5 separate regions of the Homo sapiens genome follow, and all the other regions are linked to region 3. Evidence: chromatin loops called from intact Hi-C (ENCODE). Cell type or tissue: Caco-2. All regions are shown on one strand.

Region 1 (4,000 bases), 620 kb before region 3:
CAGGATGGTTGGGTACAAATCCATGACCTATACATTTTGTCTACACGGACTAGATTTCCTGCATTTTTTCTTTTTTATCTCTCATGTCAGGGGCTAATTCAGACTTACTGAAGTTATTTAGCTCAAGGAGCACGACCACATCCTTGTTATCATTTCATTGATAATTTAAGAGAGATTCTGTTTGCTCTACATTGTGTTACGTTCCCATTCCAGGCTCTCTTCAATCCCTAATGCTAAGTAAAAAGTTAAAAATAAAAGGCTTACTTCAGTTACATTCAACAAACGTGTAGATCATACATGTGCCAAGTAGTCTGCTATGGGTTGGAATACAGAAACGATAGATAATCAGACAATGCCCATGACCAAGTAGCTCTCAATTAAACAAATTAAACAGTTAAGAATGATCCTGCTATGTATATCCTGTGTGCAACTGGTAAGTAAATCATTCGAACACCCTGGGAAGAGCAAAGCTTCCCAACAGGATAACTAACCTTTTGTTAAGGTTTAATGTGTTTTACAAAACCAAAGATTTCTTACTAACACTTTAGGAAAACAATGTGGTATCTATATATATTTTTAATTCGTTTTGACTTCTCACATCCTGTGCTATTAGTTATTACAGGACTAAATGTCCATCGATGTTCATGTAAAGTGGGAAAACAATGGAAAGAGAAAGGAGGCTCTTAAGTTATTCTGAAGGAGGAAACCATTAGAAATACAGTATCCGTATACTTGGGTTAGAATTTTAAGAAGCAACTCTAGGAAACCAAATTTATACAGAAACTATTCTTAAAGAGAATTTTTAAAATTCCTTCCAACATAAAAATTGATTCTAAATATTTGAATTCTAGTTTTAAAATCAAACAAGCAAAAACGCCACCACCAAATGATGATGGAAAACACGACAGAACTCATAAACTAAATTTTGAATCCTAACATTCTTAAAAAAACAGGATAAAACACATTAAAGGAGGGGACAGGAAGAACAGAAATGATAAGCTTTTGCAAGGGTTTACACATACATCTAATTACCTCATTTCCCTGGACAACAACCTGTCCATGCCTAGAAAGGACTGCCCAAAGTACCATGTCATTACATCAGGAGACCAGGATTGCAGTAAGTAAAAGATAAAGTCAACCTAGCGCTGTTATCCTTGGAGGTAAGATGATAAAACATCCAATTCTACACATTTTAATAGTTATATAATATTTCCAACACTGCAGTAAAAAATAACAATAGGAATATAAAGCACTCACTGGCATAAAGGCTTCCCACTCTGTTTTAATAAAAAGGAAAATCGTTGCAGAAATGCATAAAACTACTGATGAGATTCTGGGTCTTGCTACTGCGAGCAAGTAGATTACTCTGTACATGTCACTCCCTGGAGAAAGAGTCATGCGAACAGCTTTAAAAAGTCATGAAGGAAAGTCTGGAATAGTTTCCTTTCATCCAGGGTAATAGTTTTACAAACTGTCCTATTGGCTCTGGCGCCTTACCTAGTTGTCAAAATAACCTGGAACATCCTCTACATTTAAGAAAGATAAAGAAGAGATGACTATGGTGTCTAATCAGATAGGGTGAGGAACTGCCTTCCCCTTTTAAGAGCAGCATCAATTAAACCCAGGGGAGGTGGGTACAGTTTACTAGTTAATTAGTCCAGGGATGTGGTTCTTTCATGTGTAATTCAGAACAGGAACACCTGGTGTGCGGCTCTTCAAAGCACAAAGGGGGGTGTGGGGGACTGTGGCGGGGATGCCAAACAATGCAAGAGAGGTCACAACAGAAAGCAAGAGCACAAGAACAAAAACTGTTTCTATGTGACCTTCACCCTGCTGTAAATAAAATGAGATTCCTTAGGGTCCTCTCCCCGACTGGTCCAGGGAGAACAAACAGCTCCTGGCCCTCTCGGGTAGTTCTAAAAAGACATGGTGTTAACTAATTGTTTTATAACCCAATTAAAAAGAAAACAGACAGCCAGAGAAATGCAAATAGGGATATAATGATTAGAATCACATTCTGATATATAGCACACACCAAAAATATTGGCATACTCTCTCTTTGCCACGTGACCAGAGCTGCCCAGGTAACATTTGACAAAATCAGGAAGGGAGGCTTCTACTTTAGGGCAAATTAGCTTGTTCTACTGAATCAGAAATTGAGCAGTTTGCTAATGGAACACCTCTTCTTGTGAATTCTAAAATGATGAGGTAATTTTTTTTTTTAAATTGTTGCTTCTAAACATTCTGGTTGCAGACAGGTTGATAAATGCAGGTGAAGAAACATTAATGTTTAAATTGAGACAAACAATATATGATTTCAGCTGTGGTATCCATTTAAAGACAAAAATAATAAATTTTTAAGGGTTGTGTTAGTGGGTTCATTCAGAAGGAATGAAGAAAAGTATCTGCTGGAATGGATGGAATCTGCCACCTTTTAAAAACCACTGCTGTGAGAAATTCTGCAACAGAGAACACTGTGTGTGAGGATACCATGAAAAAGCCTGCCATCAGGAATTTTCACTTAATTTTAAAGATTGCAGGTTCAGAAGAAAGTGGCTTAACAATTTCTAGCATTGATTATACTTGTTTCTGCTCTAGAGAAAACTTTAATAAAAACAGTCTAAAACCAACTTTGTGTGTCTGTGTCAGTGTGTTATAAATGTGTTTATTTATAACACATGCACACACACACATAAACACACATACACAAAACCAGGCTTCTGATCCATTAAACCAAAGACATTTGAGAGAGGGAGGTGAACAAGAAAATGAAGAAATGGTGAAAATGTTCTCAGCACATCTCTATAGCTCTCTATCTGTATTAAGAATGAACAATGGGCCAGAGATGGGAGAATTGAACAAAAACACAGAATTACCCAGTGACGCAAGGCAAAGAAAGCTGCCCAAAGGAAAAGTAAAAATAAGTGTTGACAATTTATTTGAGATTCACTTTTAAACACTGAACATAAGGAGAACAGTATTCTCCCAACCGTTCATAATGATTAGTTTCCACTATCTAGTTTTTAAGTAATAATCCAGGGATTAAAAAAAGTACCTTTCCTCTGTATTTTTAAAAATACATTCACTTATTTGTAAAAGTTAAAATCTGTCCTGGACTGAAAGAAAACAGCCTTGCCATGAATCAGGCTGCAAAGACAGACACAGAAAAAGCCAAATGCAAACAAAACAAACTAACAAAACAGAAAACACTGTTTCTCCCAAGGCCATGCAGGAATTACAAAATGCCATTAAGGACTCCCTCATTTTTATTGATGTCACTCTACCCCAGACCTGCTCCGCTATTTTCATTTCTTCCTGGGAATACCCATTTGCTGCTAAACCACCCTAGCCTAAATTATGACAGTATCCAATCACAAGTTAATTCCCACTTCCAATCCCGCCTCAGATATAGCAACCAATCCAAAACGGATCCCTCCTTCCCTTAGACCCTCCTCTGAATCCTTCAGTAAGAAGCCAACCTAACACAAGTTGCTCTCTCCTAACTCTTGTCATAGGAATTCCATGTTTCCTTGGAATTCCCTCCCTTACTAAGTCAATAAATCTGATTGTGTTGGACTCCAACCTCGTTCCTGTATAATCTTTAGCTGATTAGCCTTTTACACATACAGTAAATAATTACTGAGTATCTGCTTTGTGGAATGCACTGGCGTTCTGTGAAAGATAAATGAGAATAACTAGGATTCTCTGCTTTCCCAAAGTCCTACTATCTTAGAGATAAGACAGATATGTACATAATATAAATAAATGTCACTTATAATAATTACAACAGGACAGATGTAAACAAAGCACTCTGGATGTTCAGAGGATGGAGGGATGGCTGTCAGGATGGGATCTGGGGATGCTTAAGAGAAAAAGCAGCATATGGTCTGGACCTTCGGAGAATGAGAGTTCATGAGGCCTGGGGGCAGGCAGTCCAAGTGGAGGGGGAGGTGGAAATCAAGATGTGGATGTTGGGAAGGGCTGCATGTGTTCAGGGAGT
Region 2 (4,000 bases), 720 kb before region 3:
ACTTACCTAACAATTTTATCTACTTTAATAGAATAAATTTGTGTGTTTGTGTGTTTTACTATTTGATGGATTAGAAGGAACTGCGGAAGCAAATGTACTGTATACAATTAGGCTGTCTTGAAACCGTACATTTTTGTTTACTCTAGGCCTCTTCCCCCTTCTCAATCAAGCTACTAATAGAGCTGTTTTAAGTTTCAACAAGGACCATATTAACTGTGGGTCTCCACATGAAACAGAATGCTAAACCCCAGAGTCTCCTGACAATGTGAGCTCAAAGTCTCCCAAATCCTGTTTCACATTTTTGTCTGAAATCATGGTTACTTCTTTGCAATGCTTTTTTCTGTACCTAGCAAATTATTAGTGCTCAATAGACAATATACGATGGCAGTGACGCCCTTTGTGAGCATGTTTTAAGTGACACTGAGGGTAGAAAACTTGATATAGTTATTTTTGACAACTTGTATTTATGCCTTACGATTTTAATGGCATCTACTTTTTAATTTTACCAACTCTGGTCCTTTTATATGGATTTACTTGGTAAAAGCTAACCAATGATAACAACCACAGTTTGCATTTCAGCCTGCCAAGCATATTCTCTATATACACACAGTAGGCACATGAACTCCTGTAACAATTAAGAGTCACAAATAAACATTTATAAACAAGAATTCAAAATCAGAAATAAAAACTGGATTTCCTAACATGCCACTTGAAGCTGTAACAATGTATAAATCAAATCATCCCCAAAACAAAGAAATACAGCAATCAAGAAACAACATAGAAGAAAGCTGTGGGAATGTTACTTCTTCTTTTAACAGAAACCAAAATGAAATGATATAACATCCAGGAATAGTGATCATAAAGAAAATGCAATAAGCATATTAGGTTAAAAAATAAATCACACTCCTTCAACTCCTCTGGAACTTAAATGTAAATAGTTTCTTAATAAAATAAAGAAAAACATCTCCCTCACTATGTATAGTTGAAAAATATTTCAAATTCATACAACTAAAATTTCTACAACTGTTTTCCCTGCTGCCGTCCCCTTCTCTCATTAAAAATGTGAATGATTTAACTGTACAGTACCAAAATCTCAGGCTAGAGAAAGTTTTACCCTGAGCTGGCCAGGGTAAAACTTTGCATCCATGTCTGGGTGATTATCCTTCCGAGTTGATCTCTGTTCCTTTCAGAAATGATCAAATTTAAAATAAAAACAAAAATCCTCTGCAGATCTTTTGTAAGGTGTGTGGGTGTTTTTTTCATACCAGGAGAACCCTAGAGAATGGGAAAATTATACAACACACGCAGAAAATTCTTATAAAAGGCTTTAACTTAAGTGATAAAAATACTGAGATTCATCTACATTTCAAAATGCCAATATAATTGGCACCACTAACAATAAGTTAGTTAGCAACACAAATACTGTAATATAGAATGATGTGACTTTCAGTACTAATTTTTTCTTTATATTTATGAATAGGATGCTGACTTTAGTAGCAATAACGACAGTTAATGACAACCCAGTGAGCCATTGCCCAGTGCCTCCTGGGCCTTAGGAAGGGGGTAGTCCCATGTGTAAATGATAATTAATGCCATTAAACATTCCAACACTATACTTACTTAACAGCTTTTGGCATTCAAATGCTCAAATGTTTCTACAGTACCTTACAAAATAATTAGATACTGCGAAGGTATACAGGGTTGATTTTCAAGGTAACTGATATTTCTCTTGAGAACCGAATTGGTCTGTAATTTTTATGTTCACAAATCAGTTTTATATGTGGGCATTATATTTTTATGGAACTAAGTAATAAGCTGTGTACGAATTCAATACACTGTAAGCCGTGCCCCTCACACAGTTGACATCAATTCTCAGTCCCTGTGTCACTAAGGTTTGCTCTGCACCTGATGCTGCTATGACAAATCAGACTGCTTCTAGATGTGATTCAAATGCATTTCTACAAACTGTGGACTCAGTGATGTATATAATGATCATAGCCCTACTCTCAATATTTCAGGAAGGCAGTGGGAGGTAAAACTAAATAATACAATATTCACATATTGGATAACAACTTTAAAAGTTATCTAATGTTGGTAAACATATATAATAGGATCTGATTTCCTGACAATAAAGAATCCTTTTATTGTATGTACAGATGTTTAAATTAACACACACATTCCATTCTTATCTCTCTTAAATTCAGCAGGATAACTGTAAGTCTTTGCAAGGCATGTTATCAATGTAAAGGCAATAAAAAAGTCACTCTCTTGTGAATTACTATTTACAGTATTTCACAAGAATGGCATTCACACCCTCCAAATGAACAAGGTTGTCTCTTTAAATTGAAGGACACCACAGGCACTCTTCATCAGTTAGCATTAGTGATAGGGGGAGGGGGAGGGAGAAAATAAACCATTTTTCCATCATTTGAACTCTCCCTGACCTTTGCAAGCTATTCAAGTAGGCTCTTAAGATAATTCAAATGAATAACATATACACACATACATAGAACAGATATACAGACAGCAAAAGAGTGAATCCTATTAACTAGATAGGTTGATATGTAGACAGACATTCACCCCCTTGGAGCCTATTTCTTGGTATTGTCATTGAGAGCACAAGAGTAACTCCCATTAAAAGACAGTAAAAACATTCCATGATTTTAATCAATCATTATGTGAACCAAGGTATAGACTTGCTGTGAACCATGTATAGATAAAACAAACAGATAAAAAATAATAAGAAAAAAGCCACCTGCCCATATGGTGACTTCAAATTTTTCCACATATGATCATGGTTGTACTAGTTGGAGAAAGTGGGTAAGGAGACTGGCAAATATCAAATGCACTAAGAAGTATACAGTGAAATAGATCATTCAAGTAATATTTAGCTTAAAAAATTCAAAATATCCCAGTCTTAAACTTATTTCTATTCCAAAAGTTAAATATAAAATTTTAGGAAAAGATGTTACATGTCATGAATGTGCACTCATACACATCTACAAATACAAAATTATTTATTCATTTTTACTAAAATATTTGCTCAAAATAGAGACTAACTGATGTCTGTCTAGCAACTTACAACACCACTTCCCCACTTAACTTGCACTACATGCTGGAGTCCTAATGGTACTATTACCGGGCCAGTTGCAATTTTTTACACAGAACACTGATGAAGATAGTAACCGAAACTTGACACTTGAACGCATTAAAAAATCATGCATGAATCATGCATGTAAATATTTTTAGGTTGCTTTCTGAAGCCACTCAGTTACCTATTTCCCCAGAAAGACATACAAAAGGGGAAAAGAGTAGAAACCAAGATTTAAAATATGACAAAATTATCCTCTATAAATCGTACAGTTTCTAGACTCAAAAGCAAAATCCTACCAAAATTAACACAGGAAGATAGAGATAAAAGAGTCCCAAATAAACCTTTCTTCCAGCCAGAAACCATGTGAATGTGGAAGTTTCTTCAGAGTAAAACGTGTATCTTGGGTTCCCAGGAAGCTCTGTCAGTGGCAGGGATGTGGAATTCACTGGCCCTGCAAACTCATCCCTCCCAGGCTTTCCTGCTACCTTCTGGAGCAGTGACAATACCAATTCTAGAAACCAGGAGTAAAGAGGGAATTGCTCTATTGTGATTCCCAGTGACCCATAGAACAGGATTTCACTAGTCCTATGACATGTGACTGGGCTTGGGAAGTTCCCGTGTCAGTTCCAAAAATCCTAAGGTGGGATCTTCGCTTTGTGAAGCAAATTAATTACACAACCAAATATTGCCACATTCTTGAGGTCTATTGACACAATGGGAACTTCAACCCCTACTTAGCTTAGCATTTTTTTTTTCAAGAGTGAAAAGTGGTCCACGTAGAGCACAATATAATTTAAGTAAAGGAAGATTAAAACATATTTTTATCCATTTCTTATGGTGGGAAATTACATGTTTTAGATTTGAGGTCCCCCTCTCAGGAAACCCTTTCAACTTCGTATTATTCAC
Region 3 (4,000 bases):
GAGGTCCTGTTCACCTTCCCAGTTTCAACTCATATGACCCCTGGGCTCTGCACCAACCACTCTAGTATCCGAGTTTTTTCCTCTTCCTGCAAATTTGTCAAATGACTGCTTCCTCTGCCTAGAATGCTGTCATCCTCTGAGCTTCAGGCTAAATATTAACTACTTAGCAATTTCCTTGCCTATCTCTCTATTTAAAGTAGGTCTCTTTATTTTCTTCATTAAGCTCCTATCCCTTAACTTTATAACATTTGCACTGATTATAACTATTTTATTTATTTGTCTGTTAATTTTTGGTATCTCTCTCTTTCACCAGAATATAAGTTCCAAGTCGTATAGAAGATAAATTGTGAACATCATGTTTCTCATTGTATTCCTGGAGTTTAGCACAGGGCCTAGTGCATAGTAGGTACCCAAAAGTAAATATTGATTGACTGATATTATCACAGTAGAAGTAGAGTTCTTATCCTCATGCCTTTGTACATGTATATGTATATGCGCCTGTAAGGGCAAAAGAGAAAAGTACATTAACACGTAATTATCTACACTCACACCCAATGAGTTAGTGGCTTGGCAGAAGTACTTTTCATATAAAAATAATACAGAGATAACATATATACAGAGATACTCTCACTTATCTACCTATGGGATTTGTTAAGGGATGATTTCCAAAGCTGACCTTTCTATCTATAAGACTGAAGAAGTGTTTAAAACCTTGCCAACCTTATCAAAGGGAATAATTAATCAGGACCTGATAATGTGCCATATTATAGTAGAAGCAAATTATATATTTGTTAATAGATCTTTATAGATCATGTTTTGAATGTTCATTTGAATTTTCTTTTTTCATTTGAAAATGACTTACTTCAAGTTTTGGGCCAGTGCTTAGAGGTTTACATATCTATTTGTGTGCTATATGAGAGTACGTGATCTTCTCTGATGATAAAATTTCCCAGCGCATCTTTTTCTCCATGATATTAGTTTCTTGTGAGTATGAAATTTATTCTAAATGACTTTCAGGCCACTTCTCACCATAACCAATGAAAAGGAAAATTATCTGTTGCCACCAGAAAACATATTTGCTTATATCCTGCATGGCCAGGTCTCTAGCACCCAGCATCCGCAGAGGGTCTCCCATCTCAATACTTATCCTGTTAGAGTTCTATGATGGTTAATTTTATGTATCAATTTGACTGAATCATGGTACTCAGGTATTTGGCCAAACATTATTCTACATGTTTCTGTGAAAGTGTTGTTTACATGAGATTAATATTTAAATCAGTAGACTTTCAGTAAAGCAGATCACCCTCCATAATGTGAGTTGGCCTCATTCAATCCATTGGGGGCCTTAATAGAAAAAGACTGGCCTCCCCTAAAGAAGAGGAAATTCAGCCAGCTGCCTCCCTTCATCACTTAAACTGCATCATTTCTTCCCTGGGTCTCCAGCTTGACGATCTACACTGCAGATTTTGGACTTGCCAAGCCTCCACAATAGTGTGAGCCAAAGTCTTAAAATACGTTTCTCTCTCTCTCTCTCTCTCTCTCTCTCTCTCTCTCTCTCTCTCTATATATATATATATATATATATATATATATATATATATATATATATATATATATATATGTATGTGTGTGTGTGTGTGTGTGTGTGTGTGTGTGTGTGTATGTATCCTATTGGTTCTGTTTCTCTGGGGAACTCTGACTAATACAGTTTCCATCACCAACCCATTTTCAATTTACTTCCCATTTTAAGAGTACCATAGAAGCCACCAACAAGACGGAGTCTCATTTTTCCTCCTTGAAACATTCACAAAGAATAAGAATAACTGTAATTTGGGTAAATGGAAGCACTCCGTTCTCTGTGGTGGAACACATTAGTCTCTATGACCTCAAGACTCACCCTAGTCACCCTTCGCACCAACTCAAAGGCATCAGATTCTGTAAATGATATTGTAACAAAGAGCTCAGCAATTTAAGTTCTCTGCTCTCCACTCCTTTATTGACCAGTCTTATTGACTTTGGCCAGGTCAAGAGCTTTTCATTGCTTTAGTTTCCCCATCTGTTTGTGTAATGCTTATTTCTCTGATATTTTGAACTCCTTCCATAAGCAGGTGCCCCAGAAGAGCAAGTGGGGCTATTGATCTGGTGCTACATGCGCAGGAAGGCTCCAGTTCACATGCCTGAACCCGTTACCCTGCTTTGTCACACATTAAAAGCCTGGAGATTACCAGAAGTATTTGGTTTGGGTTGTTCTTTGAAAGATATGACTGTACCCACAAATATGCACAGAATACTCATCAAGGACTCTTGAATCACAAAGGCAAGTCCTTCCCTCGTCTTGCCACAATCTTTGATGGTGATGAAGAATGTGTTTACTCAAGTTCACAAAAGAGAACTTGGTTTGCTCTGTTTTAGCAACAGATTAGGATTTTCAAAAGAAAAACTGGCAATATAGGTCATTTTTTTTTGAACAAGCTTTGAAGCCATGCTGAAATCTTATCAGGATGTCAAGATTTAAAAACTCCTACCTGTACATCTCTCTCCCTAGAACTCTTTTGTGCAGCTGCTGCCGCCTCCTTTGTTGAGTATGTGTGAACAGAAAAGTAGCATACACTCAGCTCAAGGCACCAGAAACCACTGTAAGCCATTTCTATCTCCTTATGGCCGATTGGGCAGGCAAATTCAAACCAAACATGAATTCCTAGGGATGTATTATAATATATACTATGTGATTAAATTGTGCTGGCTCACCTGCAATGGATTTGTACTTGCTCTCTCTCAGAGCCCCCATTTTTCCCACAGTAATCTTCCTAAAGGGAAAGCCTACTCACTGAGCTCTTTTTAAAAGGCGAGCAAATCTCAACACTGCAACCATTTAATGCCACAGACATGATTGTAAAGAGAGCACAACAAAATGAAGGTATTGTATTTTCATCATTCATCAACAGAAGACTTATTTGTAATATACCCCTTGCAGGCGGGTCTGGTGTGTATATTCATTTATTAGGATCACACATCACATTACCTCACGTACATAACCATTTAAGTCATGTCAAAAGTCAGCCAGCAAGTAAGCTGTGATGAAAAGATCCTCCAGAGAACAATTTGCTTCCCTTTTACTTTTCAACATCATAGCTTTGCCTCTTCTTGGTAATTTCTATATAAACCAACAAACAAACTCTGGTTTTTATAAAAACAACTCAGGGCATGTTGCATGCTTACATTTTAGGATGTTCGTAGAGTATGCTATCATATTTTAACCTCAGAGCCTTCTTTGAGCCAAACGGGATTCCTCCTAACCTCTCTACCTGTATCTAAACAAACTTCAGATGAGCACAGTCTGCAGATTGCTGACTTTCAGCATATCATCATCAACACAGCAAAACCAAAGATTCTCCAATAGAATCTTTCAAAACCAGAGAATCCAGAAAGACTCGGACAGCAGGACTGGTGGACCGTGAACTCAAGTTGCACCTCTGATCTAACTTAATGCTTACATATATTTTCAAGAGGAAAAACTTTGAGCACACATAGTATAAAAGTTACTTCCTGGTCCACACTGCAATACTTTTCTCCTACTCTCCCAGAAAGCTAGAGAAAACCTTTTTAACAAATAATACCCAGAAAAGACTTTCTGCAGAAGTACTATTTTCCCAGCTCAATGTCACAATTATTTAGTGTGTTGAGCACTATATGTCTTTTAATTTCCTATAATCCCTACCCATAGTATAATGTTGAATTCCATTTATTCTATTTTTAAAGAGATGAAGTCATCCAGGGTGGAAACTATGCCCTGATTGAAAGGACTTAAATGCTGCTATGTCTCAGACTGGGCTCTGGCACATGGAGAAGTATAAATTAAACTCTTCTGCAGACATTTGATCTCTTGCTATGAAAAGGGATATTGTGTTTCCTCTGTTTAACAGTATTCTCTGTCCACTGTGAAAAGAAGCCTGTTTGCTTAAAAAAGTGTGGCATATTTCTTCCACTATGAGTGGCATTG
Region 4 (4,000 bases), 140 kb before region 3:
AATTGTCTGTGGTTTTATTCACTAAAAACAAACTATTTGAAAAAGAAATTAAGAAAAATCTATTTACAATAGCATCAAAAATAATAAAATACATAGGAATAAAATTTTTCCAAAGAGGTAAAAGATCTGTATACTGAAAACTATAAAATGCTGATGAAAGAAATTAAAGAAAGACACAAGTAAATGGAAAGATATTTTATGTTCATGGATTGGCAGAATTAATATATAAAATGTTCATACTACTCCAAATCATCTACAGATTGAATGCAATCTTATCAAAATTCCAATGGCATTTTCCACAGAAATAGAAAAACAATTCTGAAATTCATACAGAACCACAAAAGACCCCAAATAGCCTAAGCGATTTTGAGCAAGAAGAACAAAACTGGAGGAGTGACACAGCCTGATCTCAAACGGTACTAAAAAGCTACAGTAACAAAACAGTATAATACTGACATAAAAGCAGATATAAAGGCCAATGCAACAGAATAGAGACTCCAGAAATAAATCCACACACTTATTGTCAATTGATTGTTGACAAATTTACCAAGAATGCACAATGGGGAAATGATAGTCTCTTCAACAAATGCAGTTGAAACACTGGATATTCACATGCAGAAGAATGAAATTAAACCCTTATCTCACACCACATACAAAAAATAACTCCAAATGAATTAAAGACTTAAACATAAGATCTGAAGCTTTAAAACTACTAGAAGAAAACATAGGGGAAAATCTTTATTACATTGGTCTTGGCAATGCTTATTTGGTTATTACCCCAAAAGCACAGCTAACAAAAGCAAAAATAGACAAATGAAATTACATCCAAATAAAAACTTCTGCACAGAAAAGAAAACAATCAATAGAGTGAAGAATAGAATGGGAGAAAATAATTGCAAACCACATATCTGATAAGAGGTAAACATTCAAAACGTATAAGAAACTCAACTCAATAGGAAGAAAACAAGTAACTTTATAAAAAATAGGCAAATGAACTGGATATAGAATTCTCAAAAACAGGCATACGAATGGCTAACAAGTGCAAGACAGTCCCAGCTTGCAATGGTTCAACTTTTGATTTTTCAACTTTATGATGGTACAAAAGCAATACACATTCAGTAGAGACTGTACTTAGAATTTTGAATTTTGATGTGAAATTCTTTATAATAACTTTATTATAAAATAAGCTTTGTGTTAAATAATTTTGCCCAACTGAAGGCTAACGTCAGTGTTCTGATCACATTTAAGGTAGACGAAGCTAAGCTATGATGTCTGGCAGATTACATGTATTAAAAGCATTTTCAAGTCACAATATTTTCAACTTACGACGAATTTATCGGAAGAGAATTCCATTATAAGTCGAGGAGGCCCTGTATATGATAAAAATTCTTCACATCACTAATCGTCAGGAAACTGCAAATCAAAACCATAATGAGATTTTATGTCATCTGTTAAAATGGCTATTCTCAAAAAGACAAAAGACAACAAGTATGGACTAGGATGTAGAGAAAAGGGAACCCTTGTACACTCTTGGTAAGATTTTATATTGATACAATTATTATGGAAAACAATACAGAGGTTCCTTAAAAATTAAAAATAAAACTAACATAGAATTCAGCAACCTTAGGTGCTACTTGTGAAAGCTGAAGCTTTGAGAATTCCGTGCAGCCTTATCCCCTTGATCTTGTTCAGAATCTTTTGTCCCTCAGTGGAAGACTAAACTGAAAAAAGTGGGAATGCCCTTTATACAGGCATGGAAGTTTTGCAATATAGGCCAGGCATACCTTTCTTATCATAAGTAAAAAGAGAGAGAATGTCCTCCCTGAGTCAGTGAGAAGGAATCTACATCCTAGCACACAGCGTGGTGCCCTTACAAGATATTCAGTTTTATAATCTGCGTTCTGACATAAGGAGGAGTTCATGAATCCATAGTGGGTGTCCCATCTTTTGGGGAAAGTGGTACTAACTGTACTCCTGTCCCAACTTTGGTTGCTACAGCTCAGGCAGTTTCTCTTGGTGAGGTGAGAGCCATGATCACAGCCACAGTGAGCTGCAGTAAGAGAAGAAGCAATCACTTAGAAGATGGCAGGGAGCAGCTCGCTCACCTAGAGGGACTTCTCAACAGCTTACCCATGGAGAGGATTATGCCTAGTGTCAACAAAACAAACTGAGCAAACACTGGATTTGAGAAATGTGAAATGGGTGGTTTACTTAGTGCAAGATTGTTTTCTGAAGCAAACTGAGAACAGGTCTGTATTTCTTTTTAAGCCCACCATACCTCTCAGAACTGGGAGAACTGTGATGAAGTACTTGTTTCATGTACTTTGCAACAATTTTCTATCACTGGATTCTCAAACCTTAATGAATCTGCTTGGACCGACAAATAAAAATGTAAAGCAGGTAAGAAGATTTTGTTGAAACAAAATAAGAAAACCAGATTTAATCTGCAGAACCATAAATTTACATATAGCTTTCTAGGACACTATCATATCGAATGAAAATACGTGGAGCAACCTCAACAGATCTTATATTTTTTTAAGAAAGACACTCGAATGCAGGAATCATGTTCTCAGCTTCTCCTCTGACCATCACTCCCAAGCACTTTGAAAGTTCAATAAATATTACTAATCTCCCTTGAGGTATACTGATCATAAGCATAGATTGTTACCGAATCCAGAGAAAATGGAGATTGACTATTCCTAAACTTCAGTATTCATACATTGCTATTTTTCTGTCTCTCCATTGGAATTATTTACATTCAGGTAATTCTATCTGAAAATAATGGATGCTCCTAAAACATGATACTAATACAAATTCCCTTCCAAGGAAACTGAACTCCAGCCTGTGCAGCTGAGTGAAGAAGAAATTCTTGCCATTTGAATGATTAGGAACTAATATTCTTCACCTAACTGGACCTTAGCCAATATAATTATTTAGGGCAAGATTGTATCCCTTCTTTCACATTGGTTTTATTGTGAGCCAAGGGGAAAAAAACATTATTCTAAACTCTTCAGCACTTTCCCTTTTAAAATAGTGAGACCATGTCAGAGTGAAAATAGCATGAATTAATAAAAGTTATACAGACAATAACACCAGATTTGTATAGACATATATAAAAATAATCACCACCCCAAAAAACAGTATCAATCAGAGAGGTTAACATTAATATATTTGAATGTTGAGATTTAGCAAACCATGGATCTATGGAATTAAAGCCATATAGCATCTCCAGAAGTTGTTTCATTTTATTGTTCCAAGTTAGGCTGCAAAAAGACAGAGGGATTAATTAAGTCCTATATTGGACAAGACTAGAACATGAATTAAAAGGCTCCTAACTGTAAATCCACGAGGAGCACTTACCAGCTGAAGGTCACGCTGCTGGTCACACAGCTTCGTTACTCACTTTAAACTGTAACCTAACTAGACGGTGGTGAGTCAGGTTTGTTTCCTTTCCCTTCTCCTCTGGCATCCCTGGGGGGCTTCTCAATTCAAAGAAACTCCAGGAGAAACAGGCCACTTACTGTGAATAATCTGAAACAATCTATAAGTTCAAAAGCAGTTGAAATTCCTAGAAGAGATTGAATGTTATAAGAAGAAACGGGTTAGTATTTTAAAGACAAAACTGCCCTTGTTTAATATCAAGAGAGTATTAGCGGGACACAGGTTTTACTGTAACTTTCATTATTTATTTAACTGTCTATATTCACTCTACACTTCAGGAAATGGAACCCATGCATTCACAGTCCAAGTAAATTTTAAAACAGTCTTTTTTCTTTCTTTTATGTCTTTCTTTTTTCTTTTTTTCGAAGGTAACAATAGCAGCGTCTGTACGTGGTAGTTTTCTACTTATGCCACAAATAGGCCAAATACACAGTATGCTTTCTTAGAACACCTAGACAAATTCAGTCTATTTCTCCAGGAGGGCAAGATGATGTGTATTAAGACACATTTCTTTAATGCCAATGCAGGAAATTTGTAAGGTATCAGAAATAAGAAGAGT
Region 5 (4,000 bases), 76 kb before region 3:
GTAGAACAGGCACTCAACAAATATTTATTGAATATTAAAATATGAAACCCAAAGCATCTGTTTTCTACCTCAAGCCCTGGAGACTGGTGATCATAGTTCTTCCAGGTTTCATACTACATCCCCTCTGCTGCCCATCTCCATCTCTAGAATCTCTCATCTCTGGTCACTTCCTTGTTACTATTGGCTCTTGCTCCAGAGATACAAGTATGAGTTTAGCCTCACACTCTGGAAGTCAGGAACTGGTGATCTATGACCTAAAGATAATTTTTAATTTTTTTTTTTTTTTTTTTTTGAGACAGAGTTTCACTCTGTCATCCAGGCTGGAGTGCAGTAGTACTATCTCGACTCACTGCAACTTCTGCCCCCCAGGTTCAAGTGATTCTCCTGCCTCAGACTCCCGAGTAGCTGGGATTACAGGCGCCCACAACCGCGCCTGGCTAATTTTAGTGTTTTTAGTAGAGACGGGGTTTCACCATGTTGGCCAGGTTGGTCTCGAACTCCTGACCTCAAGTGATTCACCTGCCTCGGCCTCCCAAAGTGTTGAGATTACTGGTGTGACCCACTGCGCCCAGCCATTTTTAGGTTTGACCTAATGTTATTTTAAAATCTTTGAGCATGCCTAAAACATCAAAAGATTTCATGTATAAACCCTGACTTTCAGCTTCTCTTGAAAAATAGGAAGATCAGGCACCAGTGAGCTCATGTTCCTTCTTGCCAGAAACTAGCTGGGATTGTGCAGTAGTTGCCCATCTTATGCACCTGCTCACCATGGTGCATCTCTGTGTTCTCTGACAGAACTGTGTGGGTCACCATTTATCACCTCTCTTTCATTGTTCTTTCTATTATTATTTAGAGAAACATTTATCAAGACACTCAGCAAAAAGAAAAGTAGGACAAGGTGGCTGAGTGATTTTTCTTTACTGGAGGTCATTTGCCTGAAGTGTGACTGTTACTTCCCTTGCCCAGTTTACATTCACCTTTGCTAACTCTGCTCTGTGTTCTTATCTAGCCATATCAGAGGGCTTTCTCCTTCGTCCTATGCATAAATGTTGATGATCCAGAGGGCTGTTTTCCCCTTCTTGGTATTGAAATGAACTGAAGAAATTGCCTAAAGTTGCTGAAAAAGGAAGAATTTTAATGTCTAAAAATCTTAGGTGGCCCAAGAAGGTGAGATTGTCTCGGACCATTGTATTCCTGCACCTCCAAATGAGAGAATTTGGAAATCAACACCTTAATCTGTTTTCTTTTCCTTTGCCTTGACTTTCCCCTGTTTTCCCCACCCTGTGTTCTCTTCTTGGCAGGAAACTCAAGCCTTAGAAATCTAAGTCTATTCATAAATGCACTTCTCTCAGTTACTATGGCAATGCTGAAGGAATCTGTCACGGCCAAACAGGATCACAAAAGGATCACTTTTATTTTTATTCTCAGTGTTTCCACCAACAAACAAATAAATAAAATGCTACAACTAGCCAGAGTCACATTTGGTTCTTGGAAAACAGCTCCCAAGGACTGACTCCTTACCTTCATTTCTTAATTTTTTTCCTCCTATTTTTTACTGAGTTTTATTTGTTTTTACATTTCATTAGAAAGGACCACAGTAAGTAGTATTGTCTGCAGCCAGAAGGTTTTTCTTTACCTTTTGCTGTTATAAATGTGGCATAAGAGTTGCAATTATTTTTAAAAGAAGCAGTATAGCTTCCCAAGATTATGCTGTTAGAATTCATTTAATAAAAATATAGAGGTTTCAAATGCTGTCATCTCCATCAGCTATGGATAGCTACCCCCAGAAAGCTGCTGTTTTGTCTATAGCCCTTGTCTTTGTATTTCATCATTGACAGTTGGGAATGAAATAATTCAAATGTCCTTATTTAAAGAAAGCCAAACAAGACAAACTTCCCGCCCTATCCTTAGGGCAGGGATGACAAGTTAAGTTGACATCAAGATTAACAGATGAGCATTCAGCCACTTTGCCAGTCATTGCTACTGCATGGACTCCGTGCAGCAACAGAACATTTGCTCTGAACAACCTACAGTCTGTCAAATTCCATAGCAGTTTCCAAGGCAATGATATGTTCTTGGTCTTTTCTTTATGTATTGCACAATGCTTTAGAAATTGCACAACAAAGAAGAGGGAAGCCCTTTGAACCCAGTGGGGGAAGATCCCCTGATTACCAGAAAGAGGTGACTTCGCAGATGGATTCAAATTCTTTCTGCTTCTTACAAGAGGGCACCAGCTCTACACCCTCTAGATGAGGGGGTGACACTTAAATCTCTAACCTCAGTGCACATTTCCAGAGAAGAAATTTTATTCGAAATTTCACTGGCAATTGGATTGCATTGACTGCCCTATGTTTATGGGTGAAGAAGGAGGTAAAGATTTAACATAAGAAGCAAACATGGGTATCTTTGATTGGATATGGGACCCCCGCTGGTCATGCTAATGACCAGCAACTTCACACACAAACACGGGGACCACATAGCAAAATGAAGAATAAAGGCATAGGGTGAGATATACTTAGGTGTGAATCCTCATCCTGCTACTTATCACCCATCACCTTGGTCATGTTACTGAATTTCCATAAACTTCAGTGTTTTTCTCTGAAAAAAGAGGGTAACAGTAGTACCTATAGTGTAGGATGATTGTTGGAATTAAGTTGGAAATTGCATATAAAGCACTTAGCACAGTGCATTGTCAACAATTGGCAGTTCTAAATAAATATTAACAACTATTATTACTATTTTTGCTATTATATGCTCAACAGGAAAATGCATACTCCTGTCTTCTATGTTCCCTGTTTGTGTGTGTGCATGTGTATGTGTGTATATATATGTTTGTATGTTATTTATTTACTTATAATTTAGCAACTCACAGTGTGCCCTAGAATATTCTGAAAAAAAAAAAAAAAGTTAAGCAATTCTTCCCTTCACCCTAAGTGGTATTTAAAGATGCTTAATATAATTTAGAAACAGCCCCTTACCGCCTCACATACTCAGGCTATACTAGGTAGAAGGTGGTATACTCATTTTTTTAGACCAAAAATGACACTAACACTGAATCCACCTAAATAAATCTAAAAATATGAATGAAAATATTTCTGACATAAGATTTGTCAGCATAAATACTGATATCCAATGCTATCCCCAAATCAGAAGCCGTATAACAAATCCATTCATTATTGGGGGAATAGTTGTGATCTGATTTGATACATTTTTAAAATAGCACCCTAAAGAAAATATCAAGAGGCTAATATAACATGCATTCATTTATCTTTTGTTTTATTCATTCTGCAGATATTTATTGATTTTATTTCATGTCAGGTGTTTTGAGACACAGGATCAGTGATAGATACATAAGCAAGTTTCCATTCCTTCTTACAGAAGTTCAGGGGAGGTATGTATATGTATACTGGGCCAGGTAGAAAGTGACAAGTGCTCTAAGAGAAGCACACAATAAGTGCTGTAAGAGTCAGTATATGGAAATGTTAATATGAGTTTAATTATGCCTTAAGATTAAGGTAGTTTCGTACGTGAGAAGTAAATTTGAATCTGCAACTTTTACTGCTACCAGCTGCCTTGTAATCAACGATTGGGTATATCATAATTTAAGCACAGAGGAATTATCAAGATATTAGGTAGGTCAAAAGCAACTTGTGCATTTTTAACATACTCTAAAAAGAAAGTGAACATAAAAGCACTAAAATACATAAAATGATGGAAACAACTTAGTCCTGATCTTAATGACTGACTTCTGCTTAGTAGATCTGTGCAGTTGAGAGGAACTCAATTTATTTTCTTCAAAAATTTAACCTTGAATTTTCTTCTCCTGTTAAAGAAAAAAATCAGCGGAAAGTTGACATTTATGTGAATTCTGAATAAAAATGTGAAACAAACTGAGTCAGTAGCACTCCAGTCCGCCATCTGGGATTTCACACTACGCAGTGAATTCCAGAAATTAGATTAATATGGAAGAACTCAGAAAGGGGAATTTCCTTTCGGAGGT

The links. Peaks named below come from ENCODE experiments on the same cell type or tissue, not always from the same donor. Only the 100,000 strongest peaks of a DNase experiment are listed, where the experiment ranks them.
Region 1: it touches region 3 in a loop (10-fold over the local background); 1 of 110 quality-filtered maps calls a loop at or near these places.
Region 2: it touches region 3 in a loop (7-fold over the local background); 1 of 110 quality-filtered maps calls a loop at or near these places.
Region 4: a loop joins it to region 3, with 5 times the contacts of the local background. A loop is called at or near these places in 1 of 110 quality-filtered maps.
Region 5: it touches region 3 in a loop (2.7-fold over the local background); 1 of 110 quality-filtered maps calls a loop at or near these places.

The regions. Positions count from the first base shown.
Region 1 is chr12:24,131,855-24,135,854 of GRCh38, forward strand. It overlaps a transcript of SOX5 not described here. Among named protein-coding and RNA genes, the nearest start is that of MIR920, 79 kb to the right of the region's middle. In Caco-2, no CTCF peak of the experiment used is centred here; DNase peaks (open chromatin) are centred at 1,727, 3,407 and 3,897.
Region 2 is chr12:24,034,742-24,038,741 of GRCh38, forward strand. It overlaps a transcript of SOX5 not described here. Among named protein-coding and RNA genes, the nearest start is that of SOX5, 87 kb to the left of the region's middle. In Caco-2, no CTCF peak of the experiment used is centred here; no DNase peak of the experiment used is centred here.
Region 3 is chr12:24,752,871-24,756,870 of GRCh38, forward strand. The region is part of intron 1 of LOC124902897; the gene reads left to right. Among named protein-coding and RNA genes, the nearest start is that of BCAT1-AS1, 65 kb to the right of the region's middle. In Caco-2, no CTCF peak of the experiment used is centred here; DNase peaks (open chromatin) are centred at 71, 2,171 and 2,571.
Region 4 is chr12:24,614,243-24,618,242 of GRCh38, forward strand. LOC105369698 (a long non-coding RNA gene) reads right to left here. Exons shown (of 3, transcript XR_001749046.2): 2 at 3,361-3,568; 3 at 1,115-3,263. Among named protein-coding and RNA genes, the nearest start is that of LINC00477, 32 kb to the left of the region's middle. In Caco-2, no CTCF peak of the experiment used is centred here; DNase peaks (open chromatin) are centred at 1,869 and 1,959; H3K4me3 peaks cover 595 bases.
Region 5 is chr12:24,677,288-24,681,287 of GRCh38, forward strand. The region is part of intron 1 of LOC105369698 (a long non-coding RNA gene); the gene reads right to left. Among named protein-coding and RNA genes, the nearest start is that of LINC00477, 95 kb to the left of the region's middle. In Caco-2, no CTCF peak of the experiment used is centred here; a DNase peak (open chromatin) is centred at 2,094.